2 separate regions of the Homo sapiens genome follow, and region 2 is linked to region 1. Evidence: chromatin loops called from intact Hi-C (ENCODE). Cell type or tissue: HCT116. All regions are shown on one strand. Links, peaks and the distances in the headings refer to the core of each region. The heading gives the core; the rest is flanking DNA.

Region 1 (8,000 bases), core at 1-8,000:
CCATCTGGATAACTCTTATTAAAAACGAATATACTCAAAGATATTTTATTATTTGTATTTTGCCATATATTACGTTATGCCCAAATTTTGTTGAAAGATAACACTTCACCATTTTTAAACTTTAAGATGACTTTATCATTTTAGGTTGAGAATTTCTTCTGTATGGGATCCCCATTAGCAGTTTTCTTGGCGTTGCGTGGCATCCGCCCAGGAAATACTGGAAGTCAAGACCATATTTTGCCTAGAGAGATTTGTAACCGGTTACTAAATATTTTTCATCCTACAGATCCAGTGGTGAGTTGCAATATAGACTCTTTTTTTTCTCAATGTCAAATTGTTCCTAAAAAGAATCTATCAGCTGGGCACAGTGGCTCACGCTTGTAATCCCAGCACTTTGGGAGGCTGAGGCGGGCGCATCATCTGAGGTCAGGAGTTCAAGACCAGCCTGACCAATGTGGTGAAACCTCATCTCTACTAAAAATACAAAAATTAGCTGGGCGTGGTAGTGGGTGCCTGTAAGGCAGGAGAATCACTTGAACCTGGGAGGTGGAGGTTGGACTGAGCCAAGATCATGCCACTGCACTCCAGCTTGGGTGACAGAGTAGTGAGACTCCATCTCAAACAAAAAGAAAAAAGCCGGGCGTGGTGCTCATGCCTGTAATCCCAGCACTTTGGGAGGCCAAGGCAGGCAGACTGCCTGAGCTCAAGTTCGAGACTAGCCTGGGCAACATGGTGAAACTCCATCTCTACTAAAATACAAAAAATTAGCTGGGCACGGCTGTAATCCCAGCTACTCGGGAGGCTGAGGCAATAGAATTGCTTGAACCTGGGAGGCAGAGGTTGCGGTTAGCCGAGATTGTGCCACTGCACTCCAGCCTGGGCAATAGAGCGAGACTCTGTCTCCAAAAAGTAAAAATCTGTCTAAGACATCTTACAAGGTGCCATCGAATTAATGAAAACACTTCATTTATCTGATTATTAAACGTGTGTTTTGGTTAATTTAGGGCTCATGAGATAAAGTACCTTAGAGATGGTCTGGTTATGTTGCACCTGTAATACAAGAGTGTAATGTAAAAATATTATTCCCAGACAGTTAGTACAAGAGACAGGAGTCTACTGGACTTTCAAACCTTAACCAATTGTAATACCAGTAACCTAGAAACCATAAATCTTAAAAATCCTGCTCTAAATACTTTTTTAATCTAAAGTATGCTACAATATTGGAATGTATTTTGTAGACTCTCTGAAAAATGAAAATATTCAAATACTGAACATCAAAATAAAACTTTATTATAGCCTAATAGAATTGTAAGATGTTGGATTTTTCTATTCTCTATTATGTTTATGCTGTAAATATTTTTTTTAATGGAAGCACTCCAAGAACCTTGCATCCTGTTAAACAGTGTAATGCCAAGTAAGATTTTCAGACAAGAAAAATGCCCCCTTAATACTTCTTTGGGACAAGGCTGGTTTAACTAAATATTAAACTATTTTAAATAGCATTTATTCTCTGAAAAAATAGCTTCATATAATTGTGGAAAGTCTTTTAAAGGATCCTTTTAGCTAGTACCAAATAAATATAACATTGACTAACCATTCGAATTTTAGAAAATCTCTCATATGTTAAAGACTTACAACTGCCATATTAACTTCACTGAACTGGAAGTTTAATATAAGATTCAAATACAAACTGCACAATCCTGGGCAAGTTATTTCTGAGATTGTATCTTATCTGTATGATGTAGATGATAATATTTTGCCTTCTAGGATTGTTAGGATTAAGTAAAATATATATACACCCAGCTAGACAATAAGCATTTCATTAACATATACTCATTTTATTCATTGTCTCGTAACTTGAAAGTGAATTTCAGTTCATAGGTCTGCTCTGAGCCCTGTCCTTTGTATAACTTAAACTTTGTTGTAACTTTAAAGGAGGATTCCAAACTCTTAAATTTTTATTATTCATTTTATAGTTTTTCTGTGATTTTTAAAAAAATTAATACTTTGTTAAATAGTTTACGTCAGAACGGTGCAAGGCAGTTTTTACAAATGTTATCTGTTCTTTCTCACATCTCTGTAAGAGAGGAAGTGTTACCTCCTTTCTACAGCTCAGGAAACTCAGGGCTCCGAGACCTAGTGACTTAACAAGCATCATGCAATTAATAAGTGACAGAGGCTGGGCGCAGTGGCTCTCTATTATCCCAACCCTTTGGGAGGCTGAGGTGGGAGGATTGCCTGAGCCCAGGAGTTTGAGACCAGCCTGGGCACCAAGGCGAGACCCCATCTCCATCTTAAAAAATAAAATTTTCTAAAAATGTAAATTAAAAAATAAGTGATAGAAACCAGAATATGAATTTGGGGGATTCTGATGCCGTATCCATTGCCTTTTCTGCTGTCTCATTGCTACTTCACATCAGACAGATGCTCTTATGCTGGCATCTGATTTATGCTGTTACTGTATCAATCTATTTTAAAACAGAGCTTAAATAGAGCTCCTAAAATATTAAAAATTGGCCTTATTTGCTGTTTCCCAGGATTACCATCTACTACTTCAACTTTGCTCCTAAGACTAAAATAAATCTAATTGTTACATATCAGAACATAATAAAAATATTTCTCTGAAAAACTAATTGATAGACACTATTAGCCTAGACTGTTTTTCATAATCTCATCATTAGATCAAGTGCATATTAACAGTGAACAAATAGAAATACATGTTTGAAATAGCTATTGTTTTTTAATTAAATTCCTTCTCGGAGGTTTACTTAACATGCAGTAGAGTAAGAACAGTTTACTAAAATCCAAGCATTGTGATTTAACACTGTGTTTCTTTGAATTTTTTTTTTTAAATCAAGGCTTATAGATTAGAACCATTAATACTGAAACACTACAGCAACATTTCACCTGTCCAGATCCACTGGTACAATACTTCAAATCCTTTACCTTATGAACATATGAAGCCAAGCTTTCTCAACCCAGCTAAAGAACCTACCTCAGTTTCAGAGAATGAAGGCATTTCAACCATACCAAGCCCTGTGACCTCACCAGTTTTGTCCCGCCGACACTATGGAGAATCTATAACAAATATAGGCAAAGCAAGCATATTAGGTAATTTCTCTTATGTATTCCTTATCTATGCATATAAGCACTTTCCTAGACATAAGTTTGGGGGACTAGAAGTATTCTATGTATTAGGAAACTCCCAGCAGTTAATCCCTGTGTCTAGAATTAACTACCCTCCCAATGTTCATATTTGAGGCCCAAAAAGCTCTAAAGTTCTCTGATTAGATCAGATCTTATAGTTTTAGAATATAAGATAGCTGGATGGACCAGAAAAAGCTGTTATGAGAATCAAGTCCCTCATTTTAATCTTGGTCCTACCACTTGCTGTGAGATCTTGAGTAAATAATATAGTTTTTAATGCTCTACTTGCTCATCTGTGAAATGAGAAAGCACTTGTGTCAGAGGGTGCTCCCTGTCAACCAGTTCTCTGATCTATTCTAAAAGTCTCTCAAACTGTGTGATTCCTGAGGGCAACAAGGATGTTTAATTTTTCTTTGAATGATCTCCAGTACTGGCACAATGTTTGCTGTATCACTGGAACTCGATTATGTGGTATTTGAATCTGTCCATTGCCTTTGGTTACAAGTTGCCTTAATGTAAAATACCACAAGGTGGCACTATAAATAGGCTTTATCTCCTGGACTCATTGGCTGTTTTACTTTCTCATGTTAATACATTGTTTATTGATGGCTTTTTCTTACATGTCCATTTAAATTCAGTAGTAAGTATATCAATAGTAAATCTATACTCATGTCAATGGCATGGTTCTTTTATCAAAGACTTTAATCTTGCCAAATATTTTAATAAACCATGATCACTTGAATAAAATAGAATCTTTATTCCTTTGTTTATATATTCCTGTGTTATATTCCTAGAGCTTATACAACTCTCATTCTATTCACCATTTTTATTTAGAAACCTGCAATATAAATTATAATTTTCTTATGTTCCCACCCTGGAAAAACATGACTAGGGTTTGGTCCCTCTGCCAGTTGGCTATAATTATGGGTGGTGCTCTTTAGCTTAGAGTGTGGTGTGATTCAACAGAATGACTACCCTGCTTTGTGAAATACAGGGGCTGCTAGCATTGGAAAGGGACTTGGAGGAATGTTGTTCTCAAGATTTGGACGTTCATCTACAACACAGTCATCTGAAACATCAAAAGACTCAATGGAAGATGAGAAGAAGCCAGTTGCCTCACCTTCTGCTACCACCGTAGGGACACAGACCCTTCCACATAGCAGTTCTGGCTTCCTCGATTCTGCATGTTAGTTCATACATTATTTCCTTAAGTTGATACTGTATCTTTTTAAAACTTGGGGAGGGCAGGGAGGTATAAAATATTAATACTAGCTAGTCAACTCTAAGATCTAAAGTGTGCCTTAACTTTGAAAGAAAAAAATGCTTTCCTTCTGCTTATATTTTTAAGAATAATTTCCAGGAAAATGCAGTTTTACTTTCTGCATTGATGAATTAATAGAATATTAGTAATTAGGGCCTTGTGGCACAAGGTCTTAACCATCAAGCATAAAACAAATCTCTTTAGGGTAAGTACCCCCTGAAGTTTATAAAGTAGATTTTTACTAATGTGATCTTCTCAGTCTCAAAAATCGTGTAATTATTGCTTTAGATCTATGCTGTATCTGGTCTTGAGACTTTAAAAACTGCTATACCAAAGTCATCCTACTTCTATTCAAAGCTTAGAAATTTTATTGGATCTGCTGAATGGCTTCCAATTCTATCCCAGCTACCTAGTGTAAAGCAGATATTGAAAAAATGAGTAAATAAATGGATAGTTATGTTGGACTTAGCATTATATGGATCTTTAAGCTTTCTCCGGTGGACTTAGAAAGTTTGAAATGTTGAGTAGTTGTGAAACACGAATACACTTAGTATATATTTACTTCCAAGAGTCTGAACTTGAACATTATTTTTAGGTGTCTAGTAAAATAAAACTAAAACGTCAAGTCCTATTTTTTCATTGACACCTATAATGAAATATAAATTCTGAAACTAGCTACTCCTTTTCTGTAACTATAGCAGGGAGAAAACTTTTCTTTCTCTAGAAATTTTTAAACAGATTTTATTTGTTACTTAGAGTATTGTGTTCTTACTGTGTCTGCTACTCTAAATTGTAAAATGATGGCATTCATTGCCATCCATCCTTAGAAAGTTCAGGTGTGACACTCCTAGAGGCTGAATAATTCTTCCACAGTCAACTCCACTCCAGGATGAATTATTAATAGGGTTGAACATTCCTACTTGGGCCAACAGCATTTTTAATTTAATTATATCTGTGCCAGACTCTGGACACTGAAAATTTTATAATTGCAAGTCTGGAAAATTCTTTTTTAGACTTTGATATTTGCATTAAATATATTTTACCTTCTATAAGAGTTCTCATACTATTTCTGACTTGTTTCCTTTTCTACTTAATATCAAAAATGTGATTGTGAAAATACAAAATTCTGTCGTGACATGCAGATGTCAAGAAAACTCTAACTGCTGAAGAAAATTAATTTCAAAGAATTTTGTAAGGTAGCAGGTAAAAAGTCATGGTTCTCTGTAATGTCATTAATGTGCAACAGTAGTGCTAGTAAACATCAGAGTGAGGGAGGGAGCAAGAAGAGCAGGGTAGGGTTTAACCCCCTAGAAAAAGGGTAATGAAAACGTATGTATAGAATCTACAGGCTCTGAGGGAATAAAACTTTTTTAGGTTTTTTTTTTCTGTTTAACATAGTAATTTCAAAATAATAGAGAAACCCCCAGTTTTTTCTTCCAGAACAGCAGTTAGTAGAGGTGCATAGCTGTATTGCATCTTTTTATTTTGAGAGCTTAACAAAATACATACTATGTCATTCTTACACATAAATTCTTTGATAGTCCGAATGGTAAAATAGTCAACAAGACTCAATATGAGGTAATTATGAGTCTTACACATATTCACATATTACACATACTTATATATTATACATATTACACATATTCACCTCTAGATATAGATATAACTATTAAAATTGGACTATTATAATAAGATTCTGCCTTTTAAATCCTATTCCCAAGATTTGCTTTACTAATTATTTGGCTTGCTTCAATAATGTAATCTGTGTAATCGTCATAATTTCTCGTCGTTAAGTGCTGTCTTGGCTATATCGTGCAAATCATAAAACTTTTCTTCATTAAATCTTCTTTCTGAAATTTGGTCATTGTGATTAGGTGATTCTGGCTTCCCTCCTTTCTTCCTTCTACTTACATTAATTGCCTCAGTTCTTCTGGATAACCTTTATTCTGAAGCTACCGACTTTGATTCACTTGCTATTTGAGGGTAAAATGGGGCACAGGCTTAGAATTCATGATCTGTCTGTTTCTTTATGTGAAGAACTAGTGTTGTCAATTGAAACCTATTTTATTTTCATCCAGTTGAAGCATCTTACCTAGCTATTCTTCTTTTGAAAAGTCTAGACTTCTTTTCTAACATATAATGCAAAGATCTGTTTCTTTTAGCATTGTTTTGCATCTAGGTTAGGAACTAAATTAGCTATGAATTTGGGGACTATCTGGGTGTTAACAGATTATGAGATTATATTTCAAGTTAGTTATGCTTACATTTTCCATGAAAGAGCTCCTTACAAAAATTAAGATGTGTACTACTTTATGTATGCTAGATTTAGTCAGTTTATTTGGGAGTATTGTTCTAACTTTTGGCCACTACATCATTGAAGGCCATTTTTAATCATCAGCCAACCCTTTACAGCATCTTGTGTTTTTTTTTCACAGATTTCAGACTTCAAGAATCGTTCTTTAATCTCCCACAACTTCTTTTTCCGGAAAATGTAATGCAGAATAAAGATAATGCCCTCGGTATGGTATATGTCAGGAATAGCATTCAGAATACTATAAAAATGATCTACTTAGAGTTCTTCTGCTTATTGAAAAATTGGATCAGTTCTTCTATGAGATCCCAGCTTCAGTGTTACCATTACAGACTATTTTATGTGTATTTTCATCCCATATTTTCTAGTCTTAAATGGTAGTGGTTCTGAAACCTGAAAATTGACTAGCCACTTAATGTGCTAAAGTATATTTGTGTATACTTCTACAAAGAAGGAACCTGAAGAAAAGCATAAGGTCATTTTCTTCCTTCTTTATTGTCCTAAAGGCTCCAAAGAGGTTTGCTATTTCTTTTCATTTAATACATTTAGATATAAAAGGGTTTCTAATAGTACAAAGAATGTCATCATTCTTGGTTATTTCAGGTATCAGTAAATTTACCACTTAGGGTTGTAGGTATGTCATAGCTGATTGCTTTCAACACAGATATTTAATGTAGTTTAGGGGAGTACATTCACTTTTAAAAACAGTATTCTTGGATGTAAGAGATATTTTTAATCTCTTAATTTTCAGTATATTCTAAATGTATCACTATGGATTAACTTTAGCAGTTTAAAATTATTTTTATGACTAACTTCTGATTCTTTTTCCACAGCTTCTCTTTTAAAAAAAAAAATGCTGGATTTTGTCTTTGACAAAACACGTTACAGGGCTTTGTGGGATTTTTTTTCTTTTAATGTTTTAACCAAATCTCATTTTACAGTTTCTTTATTTGATCACCAATTTTCATAAATTTTTTCAAGTAAAAAAAAAAAAAAACTCTTACATTACTTCAGTTTGCGTTGATCTAACTCAGTGAATTCCCCTTAAGAAATTATCTTACATAAGTGCTGTCTCTGGTCTCTGCCCAAGCCAGCCTGTTTCATAAATAAATAATTTTATTTATGTTTTTTGCATTTTTGGTTGGAGAAAGGAAAATTAATTCATTCATATTTGTCCTGCAACCAAGTAGCCCATATATCCAGTATCTCAAAACCATCCTACCTAGCTACCTAAGTAGTTAAACCTGTAGTCATAACTACACAAAATGATTCAGATGGTAA
Region 2 (11,900 bases), core at 2,012-10,011, 130 kb after region 1:
TAGCATGTACAAGGGCACTGCGGCAGGAAAGAGCTTAGTTATATGATTCTTAGAACTAAAAAAGGCCAGTGTGGCTGGAGCAAAGGAAGAGTAGCACAGGATAAATTTGGAGGAGTAGATAGGCTGTATTGTGTGGGGCTTTGTAGACCTGATACGGCATTTGGATTTTATTTAAGTGCAGTTAGAAGCAGTTGCAAAGGATTTTCAGCAGGGGAATGGCATGAAAGCGCTGAAAAGATGACTCTGGCTGTTGTATGCAAAGTGCTGAATGGAATGAAGGAGACCAGTTAGGAGGCTGTGGCAGTAGTCAGTGCAAGAGATGATGGCAGCTTGAAATAGGGTGGTGCCAGTGGAGACTGGAGTGGAGATTTTTGGAAGTGGATTTGACAGTTTGCTGATAAATGTAAGGAATGAGGGAAAGCGAAAATCAATGACTTTCAGATTCCTAGCTTGAGCAACTGGGTTGACGGTTGGTGCTAGTTAGTATAATAAGAGTAGGGATAAGAAAAAAAATTGGGTTACATTTTAGATAAATTGAGTTATCTGTGGGACATCAAGAAGAGATGTGAGATAGGCAGTAGGGTGTATAGGCTGGCGTCTGAGTAGAAGGTTGGGCTGCTGACACCAGTGACGAAAATAAGTGTCTTTTAAAGCTATGAGAATGGATGAGACACCTGGAGAGCCAATGTAAGGAAAGAAGCACACGGTTCCTAGAAGATGGGAAGGGCAGCAGAGCGTAGGAGGTGGGATTGGCTTTAGATAGACAGGAAGAGACACTTTTTCATGTTAACACAAAGACAGGAGGCCCATCTGGGTACAAATTTAAGAAGGCTTATAGATGGGTTGGCGTGAAGGTGAAAGAGTTTGAATCTGATGGCTTCTGTGTTTTCTGCAGTAGAATCCATGGTTGTCTACTGAGAAGGAGGAGGATTCTCAGAAGTGTGAGAAGTTCGAAACACCGTGGTAGACAGAAAAAAATAGTAGGTTTCCCCAAGGGTGTCTTGGGCAGTCTGCCTGGCTATGAAATGAAAGAGGGAAAAGTCCTCTAAGTTTAATAGATGAGCAACTAAGTGGTATAGGTAAATGGTATGAGCAAGTAGCCTGAAAAGCAGGAGAAAGACGTTTTCTGGTCTGCTGAGTCTGCATGGCTTGCTTACAGTAGGTCAGAACCAGCTTCTTTAGTGGCTTTGTCACTAGAACACTGGGATTGTAGTGTTCTTTACCTCCAGTCAACTCTTGATTATGGTAATAGTTATATCTCATTTGGGGCTCAAGAGGATCCTAAAACAAAAGTAAATGGTACAGAGAATTACAATATTAGCAGAGTACAAAAGTATATATTTATCAGAAATAAGTCACGTGCCCAGAAAAGTTATCTGTGCTTATAAGTCACAATGACATGTTGCCTTAGCAAAGATTATCTAATGTAAACTTTGCTTCTAGTTTATGGACGTGTGAGAATACTAAACAAATTTTGCATTTCTTTCCTGAATTAGTACTTTAAAAATATGCAACTAGAAATTTATCCTCCCTAAAAGTAATATTTTAACCTCCTCTTCATTCCAAACTCTAAGTTGCTTACTTATTTTTAAGATGTGGTTACTTAAGGTAAGAAAAAGTAAGTTATTTGATCAACTTTCTTTTTTTAAAAAAGAATTACTTCATTTTTCTCTTTAGTCTGACAACATTATGGCATTAAATAAAGTCCAAGAGGTATTGGGCTGGTCTTTGTTTGGTCTCTGGTGGTTTAGATGAGGCAGAACTGAGTCTCCAGGAATCTGAATATTATCTCAAAAAGTTAGTAGCAGCCACTGTGCAAAGTTTGAAGGCCCAAGTCAAATCTGGGGCATATCCATGGATGTGTGGTAAGGCATAGGCTCCAGCTCTCGTGCAGAAACAACAGGAGTGGGATTTGATCAACTTTCTATGCAACCTTGACCACCCAGAGTCAAGGGGTCCTCCCACCTCAGCCTCCAGGTAGCTAGGACCACAGGCACAGGCCACCATGCCTGGATTTTTTTTTTTTTTTTTTTTTTTTTTTTTTTATAGGGATGAGGTTTTGCTATGTTGCCCAGGCTGGCCTTGAACGCTTCGGCTCAAGCCACCCACCCACCTCAAACCTCCCAAAGTGTTGGGATTACAGACGTGAGCCTGGCCAATAATTGCGTCTTAGTAGCCTGTATCCAAACAGTCAAGTAGGAATTGGTAATCTTATTAGGAAAACATTAAATAGGATGTTTTCAATAATGTCTCCCTTCTCTGTGCTCATATTTTCTAAGTGTAAGCAAGCTGGAATTGCATAAAGTGGGGCATAATATTTTCTCTAGCAAAAAGCTTTGAAATATGTATTTTTTTCTTTTTTTTCTTTTTGGTGACTCATGGAGTGGGAGAGCACTGTGATACCAAAAGCTGTTTGGTAGACTAAGCAATATTTACTCAGCCTCTAATGATGAGAAACCCAAGCCTTCTGTTCCTTAGAATACACAGATGTTTATTTGTAAAGCAAGTGTACGACCACTTTCTGAATTTGAGGAGCATTCTGTTACAGTTGAGGGAGGATATTTTTGTTGATTCAGTCAATGTTGTAGCAATTTGCAATGTTAATGATAGGAGTTTGAGTGTCTGTCAGATACTGTTATGTGCACGTGATACGGTGTGATGGGATCTGTTAAATAAGGGAGGAGGGACACAGAAATAATTCTTTCCAGAATGCTGGCAAAATGTTTTGAAGAATTAAGATATTTTACTAAAATTTATTATAGAAGTTAGAATTTTGCTAGGTATAGTAAACTATAAGTAGTTCTTGTCTTAAAAGAATTACTAAACAAGCCAAATTTATAAGTAAATCATAAAATCCCTTTTCTTCCCCAGAGAAGGAAAACAAGTGATGGCTTCATAATAGTACAGCTTTTTACCCCCCACGCCCCACCCCCGAGCCTTTTTGAGAAAGCTTGTATTTGTGATGGGTTACTTCTGAAAGTTTAACATCAAAATTTAAAATATAAGATATACTGAATAAAAGTTGGCCTGTACCTGGAGGATAACTGAAAATCATGACCTTGGAGAAATGGACTCTCAGAGCAAGTTTTTGAGCGTAGTCTATGCCTTGAATGGTTTTATAATGCAGATGAATGAATCTACTCCGGTGATGTTTGCTAACTTCTGGCCAAGTGCCAGGCTGAGTGTGTGTGTGTGTGTGTGTGTGTGTGTGTGTGTGTGTGTGTGTTGCACTTGGTCATCTAATGTTTGAAATACCAAGCCTGCCATTCTGGAAATCAGAAATGTTTATTTAGAACATAGTCCAGAGTCTAGATTAGAACATGTAAGGGAGTTCCTGTATGGAAAGTTTTCCAAAGCTTTAGTTTATGCAAATTCAGGGAATATCAACAGTTATTTCATTATGGATTTTGATGCCACATGGAAAACTAAACCACTACTTTAGTGATACAGTAGTATTTTCATTTGCTTGCCATTATTCGTAAGTATTTTAAAGTCATCATAATGTGTTCATGCTTCTACTCAGTCTTTAGCTAGAGGAAAGCTTCAATGTGTGGATGTCTGAAATCTGTTCTGCACATAGTGGGTTTTTCAAGTTACAGTTGCATAGTCTGTTATGATTTAACTTGCCACTTTAGAGACAAGCTGTGCTGTAATACACTAGATAACTAAGTGCTTTCAAGAGTTACCGCATCTGTGCCGGGCGCGGTGGCTCATGCCTGTAATCCCAGCACTTTGGGAGGCCAAGGGGGTTGGATCACTTGAGGTCAGGAATTCAAGACCAGCCTGGCCAACAGAGTGAAACCCAGCCTCTACTAAAAATACAAAAATTAGCTGGACTGGGTGTGGTGGTGCCTGTCTGTAGTCCCAGCTACTCCAGAGGCTGAGGCAGGAGAATCACTTGAACCCGGGAAGTGGAGGTTGCAATGAGTTGAGATCACATCACTGCTCTCCAGCCTGGGCAACAGAGCAAGACTCCATCTCAAACGAAAAAAGAGTTGCTGCATCGAGATAAACTACCTCACACACACACCTATATACACAATTTGTGCAGTTAAGTGCTTTTTTTTTTTTTTTTTTTTGAGACAGAGTCTTGCTGTGTTGCCCAGGCTGGAGTGCAATGGCACAGTCTTGGTTCACTGCAACCTCTGCCTCCTGGGTGCAAGCCATTCTCCTGCCTCAGCCTTCCCAAGTAGCTGGGATTGCAGGTGTGCACCAACAGGCCCAGCTAATTTTTGTATTTTTAGTAGAGATGGGGTTTCACCATATTGGCCAGGCTGGTCTCAAACTCCAACTTCTGACCTCAAGTGATTTGCCCACCTTGGCCTCCCAACATACTGGGATTACAGGTGTGAGCCACCGCTCCTGGCCTTTAAGTACTTTTTGATGTGCAGTTAGTTTTTATGCTTGCCTGGGCAAATGCTTCTCAGTTGGTGTACCATCATTTTTCTCAGGATTTTCATCAGTGTATACAATTTGTTTTTGCTACTAATGAATAGAATAGGTATGTTCTTGTGATAGTCTGAGCAGAGCCAATTGTGTGACTTGATATGGAGATACTGTTAGTTTCAAAATAAGATAGGTAGTGTGATATAAAGCCAGCACCAAAGAAAGAGCTAATTTTCTGGAAGTTGGGAAAACATTGCTTTGCCTGTTTGAGGGGGCTCAGTCGGGTCTTTAGGAAGTTTTGAAGTGATACTCTGCTGAAGGGCAAATTAGTGAATGATAATTATAAATAATTATAAATGATCTGAAATACGAAATCATTTCAGCCACTTTTAAAATAATGCTGTAATAGCTTTCCCTTTTTAAAAATGAAGCTAAAAATACTCCTTGGGTCTGCCATTTCCTTTCTATCTACCAGCTATTATTCTGTGTATTTACCAGCTATTATTCTATCTATTGATCGCTATTATTCTCCTTGCTGCAGTAAAATATCCAGGAAAAGTTTTCTGTATTTCTTATTTGTACTTCCTCACCTCCCAACCATTATAACTGAAATGGTTGTCATTTCCACTCTCACATTAACTTCTTGCACACTCTCTTGCAAGAGTGAACTCTTGCATACCCCCATCACCACACTTCTTCAAAATTATCAGTAATGATTTTGAAACAAGTGACTACTGCTTAAAACCATTTCCTAGACCCACAGAGATTCTGATATATTTGGTTTGAGAGATGTCACCAAGGTGGTGGAGTATCTGCCCATAAAAAAAATACAGACAGCTGTTCACAAACCAAAATAGCCCTAGTTTAGGGTGGGGCCAGGCATCAGTATTTTTTAAAAGCTGCTCAGATGATTCTAATGCCAATCAGGCAGAAAACTACTGCTCTAGGGCCTTATCTCATACATAGTAACACCTAAACCATGCACTGTGACCTACAAGGCTCCTGCCTGGCTCTCTGATGCCACCTCCTGCTGATCTCCATTTCCTCTCCTCTAGCCACCTTGGTCTCCCTCAATGGTGCTGGAACTTTGTTTTGTTCATCATCATATCTCTAGCACTAGAACAGTGCCTTCTTGCACACAGTACATGTTCAACAGGTATTTGTTGAATTCACGAATTCAGCACGTCTGATGTTCTTATTCTGTGGTAGTGATTACTCTGCAAGTAGTGCTGACTAGGTTGGTAGTGTGTTGAGTCTTCAGGAATGCTACTGAAAAGCCCAGTATTTGAACATAAGTCACAAGCCCCCACAGTCCAGCTTACCCATCTTCTAACACTGTCTTCTACTTCGCTGTCAGAACACCTACTTTTCTGTTTTTATCTTTTGCCATGAGTGGTATTGACACTTCTGATTTTTTTCTGGTCTCCTATTTCTGCTTTTATTTTGTGTAATTTTTTTTCTATATTGTTACTCATCCACTAGTTTCTCTGGGTAAAAAAGACTAGTTTTACCAGCGTTGCCAGTCAGTAAGAGAGCTTATTTTTTTTCTGTGGGTAAACGGACCACTCATAGGATGTCCAGTATGTAATCTTTGGATCCTATCCCCTTCTCTTGGTGGGTGCAGGTTGATAGCTCCTTTGATGAGAAACTGAGGTGGAATTCATGGGGGAGGGACAGGTTTTAAAGGGAAGGATGAGTATCAGGGGAGATATATGTTTCTGAGGTCACAGTTGGAAGCCTAATTGATGGAAAATTGAGATTTTATTGTACCATTATCTAAGTGCAAGATAACACTGCTTACAACAGGGGCCTGCAAAGTTTTCTTTTCTTTTCTTTCTTTTTTCTTAAGTATGGATAGTAGGTATTTTGGGCTTTTGGGCTTTGTGGGCCGCCATGCAGTCTGTGTCTAATGTTGTGGTGCAGAAGTAGACATAGACAATGTGTGAACAGAGTAGTGTGGCTGTGTTTCATAAAACTGTTTATGGGCATTGAAATTTGAACTTTATATAAAATTATGTAAAATACTGTTCTTTGGATTCCCCCCCCAACCCCCACCAGTTAAAAATACAGTCAGGAGCCATGTAACAGTGTTTCAGTCAACTACAGCAGACTATACAACCGTGGTCCCATAAGATTAATAATACCTTAATTTTACTATACCTTTTCTATGCTTAGCTACACAAATATTTATCACTGTGTTGCAGTTGCCTACAGCATTCAGTACAGTAACATATGTACAGGTTTGTATCCTAGAATCAAGAGGCCATACCATATAACCTAGGTGTGTAGTAGGCTATACTGTCTAGGTTTGTGAATACGCTCGTTGATGTTCACACAACAGTGAACTTGCCAAACATCGCATTTCTCAGATCTTATCCCCCTTGTTAAGTGACTCATGACTGTACAAAAACTGTTCTTAGCTAGTGAGCCATAAAAAGGCAGAAGGCAGGATTTGGTCCTTGGGCCATTCATAGTTTGCTAACCTCCAGCTTCACATTTATGTAGTTTTGACTTGGAAAGTCGAGTTCTTGACCAGTAGTCCTTTTCATACCTCACATTATAAAAATTCTTTAGATTTTGTGGTTGGTGGCACATTACCTCTTTATTAGTGTCCATATGTAAATTTTGTACCCAAAAGCTCCTTATCACGTTAGTGTCTTTGCCCTCTATGTTTTAGCACCTACTCCTGGGCCACATTGTTTGAGCCTGTCTTTTATTATGTCTTTGCAGCGCCCTGCTTCTACAATAAAACAGCTGTTTTTTTTTTTTAATTTAATAAACATTCCTTTCAGGCTGTAACAGGTGCTATGGAGGCCCCCCTCTTTCACTGTAGTTCACCTGCACTCCTGGTGGGCAGATCCCCAACATGCTGACAAGCTCTTTTCCTTAGGTGCAGGGATCTCTGAGCTTGCTCTGCCTGAGTGCAGGGCAGCCAGCCCCATGCTGGCAGCCAAGAAGTGTTAAGAGTTTTTAATGTAATGGCCCCAGGAGTAACCCTTAACAAGGAAGTGGAGAGATACCTCATCTTTCTCCTCTGTGGGAGAGTTCTGAGGCATGCCCTGAAGGACTGAACTGCAGGTGCTCACAGCAGTGAGGAACCTCCAGTTGGCTTTTCTCCCCATCTCACTTTCACTGATCCCCTCAAGTGTGCTTCCTGGGATTTCCTTCCCACAAATAAGCTGCTTGCACCCAAGTTCTTAGGTCAGGGATGCCTTCTGGAGGAACCCAAGTGACATGTGCTGGTGGACTCATAGTGCTCTTACAGCTCTTTTTCTCCTTGCCTCCCCACGGGGAGTATATGATGGAGCTTCCTTAGTGGGTGACATTGACACTAGATGTGAGAAAGAAAGTATTACAGGTTGAATATTCCTTATCTGAAAGCTTGAGACCAGAGTGTTTCTGATCTTGAATTTTGAAATATTTGTATTGTACTTAACCGGTTGAGCATTCGTAATCCAAAAATCTGAAATCTGAAATGTTCTAAAGTCTAAAACTTTTTTTTTTCCCCTGTTTTCTGAGCATTTTGGATTTCAGAGTTTCACATTAGGGAGGCTCAGCCTATATATACTACCTACCGATCATTCAGTTCAGCTCAACAGTAACTCTACTTGATTACCAGCATTCTTTGCAGGTTATCTTTTTCTGCCCTTAGTTTTCTGTTCCTGGAAAGAAAAGTAATATGTGATCAGTCATCTAACCTTGGTTGTCTTCTATAAGGTAGATCAGAATTTTCTGTTTCCAAAAGTTAGTTGGCAAATTCTGTGCTAGAAAGTAGGGTGTAGGGTACTATATACAATTAAGTATCACTGTTAAGCAAGTAGTTATAAAATAGCAGTTACATGCATTCTTTTGCCAAACTTCAAATAACATGATTGGCAGGACTTTGCCAAAACCACAGATGTTGAAATTTCAAAATGGTAATACGATCACAAGTAGCTGTAGCCGTAATTCTCCCATTAAAATACTTATTGATTAAAATAGGTTTTTAATGTCTGGAGAATTGAAAGTCTTTTTCTACCTGTGGCATGTTTCTTCCATAATGAGAACTTCAGTCGTATCAAGTAAATTTCACCATTGTAGAAGGTGTTTCAGCCATATAATCAATGTGGAAATCTGATTTTTTATTTAGGGATAGACTAGTTATGTGTGTGTGTGTTTCAATTTCTAGATTAATACATACTTTTAAATGTCTTAAAGTTGATAAACTCTTTTTAAAGGTACGACTATATTAAAATGAGCTTTATCTCAGAAGCATGATAGTTTTAATTTTTATTTGCAAAAAATTATTCACTTTTTTTTTTCTTGAGGTAGGATCTCGCTCTGTCACCCAGGCTGGAGTACGGTGGTGCAATCACAGCTCACTGCAACCTTGATCTACCTCCCAGGTTCAGTCCATCTTCCCACCTCAGCCACCTGAGTAGCAGGGACTACAGGCACATGTACCATGCCCAGCTAATTTTTTGTAGAGATGGGGTTTCACCACATTGTCCAGGCTGGTCTTGAATTCCTGGGCTCAAGTGATCTGCCCGCCTCAGCCTCCCAAAGTTTTGGGATTATAGGCGTGAGCCACTGTGCCCAGCATTCACATGTTTTTCCTTCCCCTGGAAGTTGTTTTCCTTGAGACAGAGTCTCGCTCCCTTGCCCAGGCTGGAATGTAGTTTCACATCACAGCTCGCTGCAACCTTGACCTTATGGGCTCAAGTGATCCTCCTACCTCAGCATCCTGAGTAGCTGGGACTACAGGCACATGCCACCATGCCTGGCTAATTAAAAAAAAAAAAATTATAGAGATGGGACTTCACCATGTTGCCTTGCCTGGTCTCGAACTCATGGGCTCAAGCGATCCTCCAGCCTCAGCCTACCAAAGTTCTGGGATTACAGGCATGAGCCACCACGCTGGGCCTGTTCTTTTTGTGTGTGTTTTGTTTTGTTTTGTTTTTTGAAACATCACTTTCCCTTTTTTTGGCACTTAGTAAGTTTAACATACAGTTGATCCCAGCAGTCTTTACTTTGATTGCAGCTTTAAAAACCAACTTCCTATCCTAGTCATAAGTAAATAAATAACTAGTTGAAGTTGGATTTTACTGCTACAAGTTTATTGTTACGACCTGCCTTATCTGGGGGTAGCTAAATCTTGTGTAAATTACATTCTTTTCTTTATTTGGTTTCATTTAGTTGCATAAGGCTGTTAAATAGTTGAACAGATATTAATGTTTCCTGTTATACTTGTACCAAAACGTGCTCAGAGAAAAATGTTGGGCAGTGTGACTTTAGATCCATTTTCGGGGATCTATTTGGGAGAGCACATGTGGCCAGAATGTAGTTTTTTATTTTTTTATTTTTAGAGCTTTCTCTTAAGTTATAGTGTTTCTCATGGGTGTTTTCCCTGTTCCTCCTCTTCACCTAGGATATTGGTCTCTGTTCACTTTGGTTCCCCATCTTTTCACCACCCATTATTCACCTTCACACATTTCTGCAACTTCATAAACCACAGTCTGTTCAGTTTCTCATCAGAATGTTATTGTCCATTCCTATAGGACGAGTTCCAAGCCCACCAACTCCTTGTCTTTATTAATCCTTCCTATTCTAGCCCTCAGGATTCTGTTTTCTGAGAATAAGAGGGTACTTTCTCTGTCATCCATGTGTCCCATTTTGTAGTTGACTCAAACATTCTTAGTTGCCCTATATATTCTGCCTCAGCTGCCTTGTGTACTGGCTTTTCAGGACAGAGCGTGTTTTCTCAGCTGTTAATGTTTCTTTTGTACCTGTCACATAACAGTAACTTAGTAGTTAATTATTGCTGTTAAATACCCAATTATCTAGTTTTCTGCTTTTAATTTCTCAAAATCACCTTGGTGATTTTTAAGTGATTTGTTTATTGTTTGTTTTTTATAGATGTAAAAAAAGATTGGTCTGACCATGCTCTCTGGTGGGAAAAGAAGAGAACTTGGCTTCTGAAGACACATTGGACCTTAGATAAGTATGGTATTCAGGCAGATGCTAAGCTTCAGTTCACCCCTCAGCACAAACTGCTCCGCCTGCAGCTTCCCAACATGAAGTATGTGAAGGTGAAAGTGAATTTCTCTGATAGAGTCTTCAAAGCTGTTTCTGACATCTGTAAGACTTTTAGTAAGTATTACATAAATTCTTCTTAAAATACGAGTTATGTGATGTACAGATGACCGATGACTGACATAGCTTATCCCAAGGGATGGGGCATGGGCTGAACTATCTGTATATATGTATGTGTGTGAAATTTCTACTTCATTAAAGTTTTTATATTAAGATAAATGCTGGGTTAAGGTGGAACAGGAAGAACCTAGTAGAGATTCTTTCCTTACTAGAATTGTATCTGATATTTAATACTTTATTTTTATGGAGAGGTTAAAGGAACAGGCACTATTTTCAGGGGAACATACATGGCTTTGCAATGTTTCCTTCACATAAGTCACTATTTGATTTTAGTGATTCAGGCAGATTGTGTCACTTCCTCCATTGAAGGCCTGACACAGCTCCTAAGGAAATGACTATGAGTGTTGTCTTCCTTCACCAGTCTACAATTTGAACATCTCTGTAGTATTTCTATTTATGCATTCTGAAATGAGATGTGGGTTACTTTGGCTGACCCAGTTATGTCATATGACAGGAAGTATTCAACCATCTGAGAAAATGTGAACTGCTGTCACTACCACTAGTGCAGAACTCTGCTGTATTTTTTCCTATTTGAGAAATTCTTGGTTAAAGATACATTTAGTGACTTCTCATATTTTAATTCCAAATAAAGTACTGCAGTTTTTTATTCATGTTAAATTTTTAAATTATACTAGTAATTTATAAATACACTCTGTTGTAAAAGAATCAATGAATATAGACATACATAGTAAGCTCCCCCTTCCCCTAAGTAATCATTCTTGACAGTTTGGTGATTTTCTATGCATTTATTTGTCCATACATATCGGATTTTTTTTAATAAATAGGAGCATTTTATATGTATTTTTTAAACTTAGTAATGTCTTAGAGATCTTTCTATGTGTTATACATTCTTTTAAGCTGTAATTCAGAGTATAGACGTACTATTAATTTACATCCAATTACTTCTTGGCCTTTTTGGCTAAGATCAAGTATAATTTATAACCACATTTCCCTGTTAATGATCAGTTAGGTTGCTTCACTCTTAGAGCAAATGCTGCAACATTTTCAAATGTTTTAAATATTGCTGAAAACATTTGAAAATATTTTAGTTGGGCTAGCGCCAGAGTACCCAATCTTCCTTGCTGGTGTCAGCACCCACACTCACTGCTAGAGCCTGTGGGCAAATGCTGCTCCTGTACAATGCCTCAAGCACTGACCTGTGGACAGTATGGAGGTGCTGAGACTACCTACCTCTTAACCCAGAGCCCTGCCTGCTGCTTATGCCTGTAGGCTTGGAGCTTGGAGGAGTCTGAATCCTCACCCATTTCTTGTGTTTAGTTTGGGCTGTGGCTTCCCTTAAACCAATACCAACTTTTTTCTGT

What was found. A loop is a pair of places that touch in the nucleus more often than their neighbours do. Peaks named below come from ENCODE experiments on the same cell type or tissue, not always from the same donor. Only the 100,000 strongest peaks of a DNase experiment are listed, where the experiment ranks them.
Region 2: a loop joins it to region 1, with 11 times the contacts of the local background. A loop is called at or near these places in 4 of 110 quality-filtered maps.

Annotation. Positions count from the first base shown.
Region 1 is chr14:53,050,771-53,058,770 of GRCh38, reverse strand. DDHD1 (DDHD domain containing 1) reads left to right here. Exons shown (of 13, transcript NM_001160148.2): 9 at 145-294; 10 at 2,859-3,111; 11 at 4,142-4,333; 12 at 6,844-6,927. Among named protein-coding and RNA genes, the nearest start is that of DDHD1, 99 kb to the left of the region's middle. In HCT116, for the core only: a CTCF peak has its summit at 3,676 (motif pointing right); a DNase peak (open chromatin) is centred at 3,690.
Region 2 is chr14:52,917,738-52,929,637 of GRCh38, reverse strand. FERMT2 (FERM domain containing kindlin 2) reads left to right here. Exons shown (of 15, transcript NM_006832.3): 3 at 10,282-10,515. LOC105370500 (a long non-coding RNA gene) reads right to left here. Exons shown (of 3, transcript XR_943867.3): 3 at 1-1,281. Among named protein-coding and RNA genes, the nearest start is that of FERMT2, 27 kb to the left of the region's middle. RefSeq lists a silencer at 3,533-3,827 and an enhancer at 10,910-11,019. In HCT116, for the core only: a CTCF peak has its summit at 5,394; no DNase peak of the experiment used is centred there.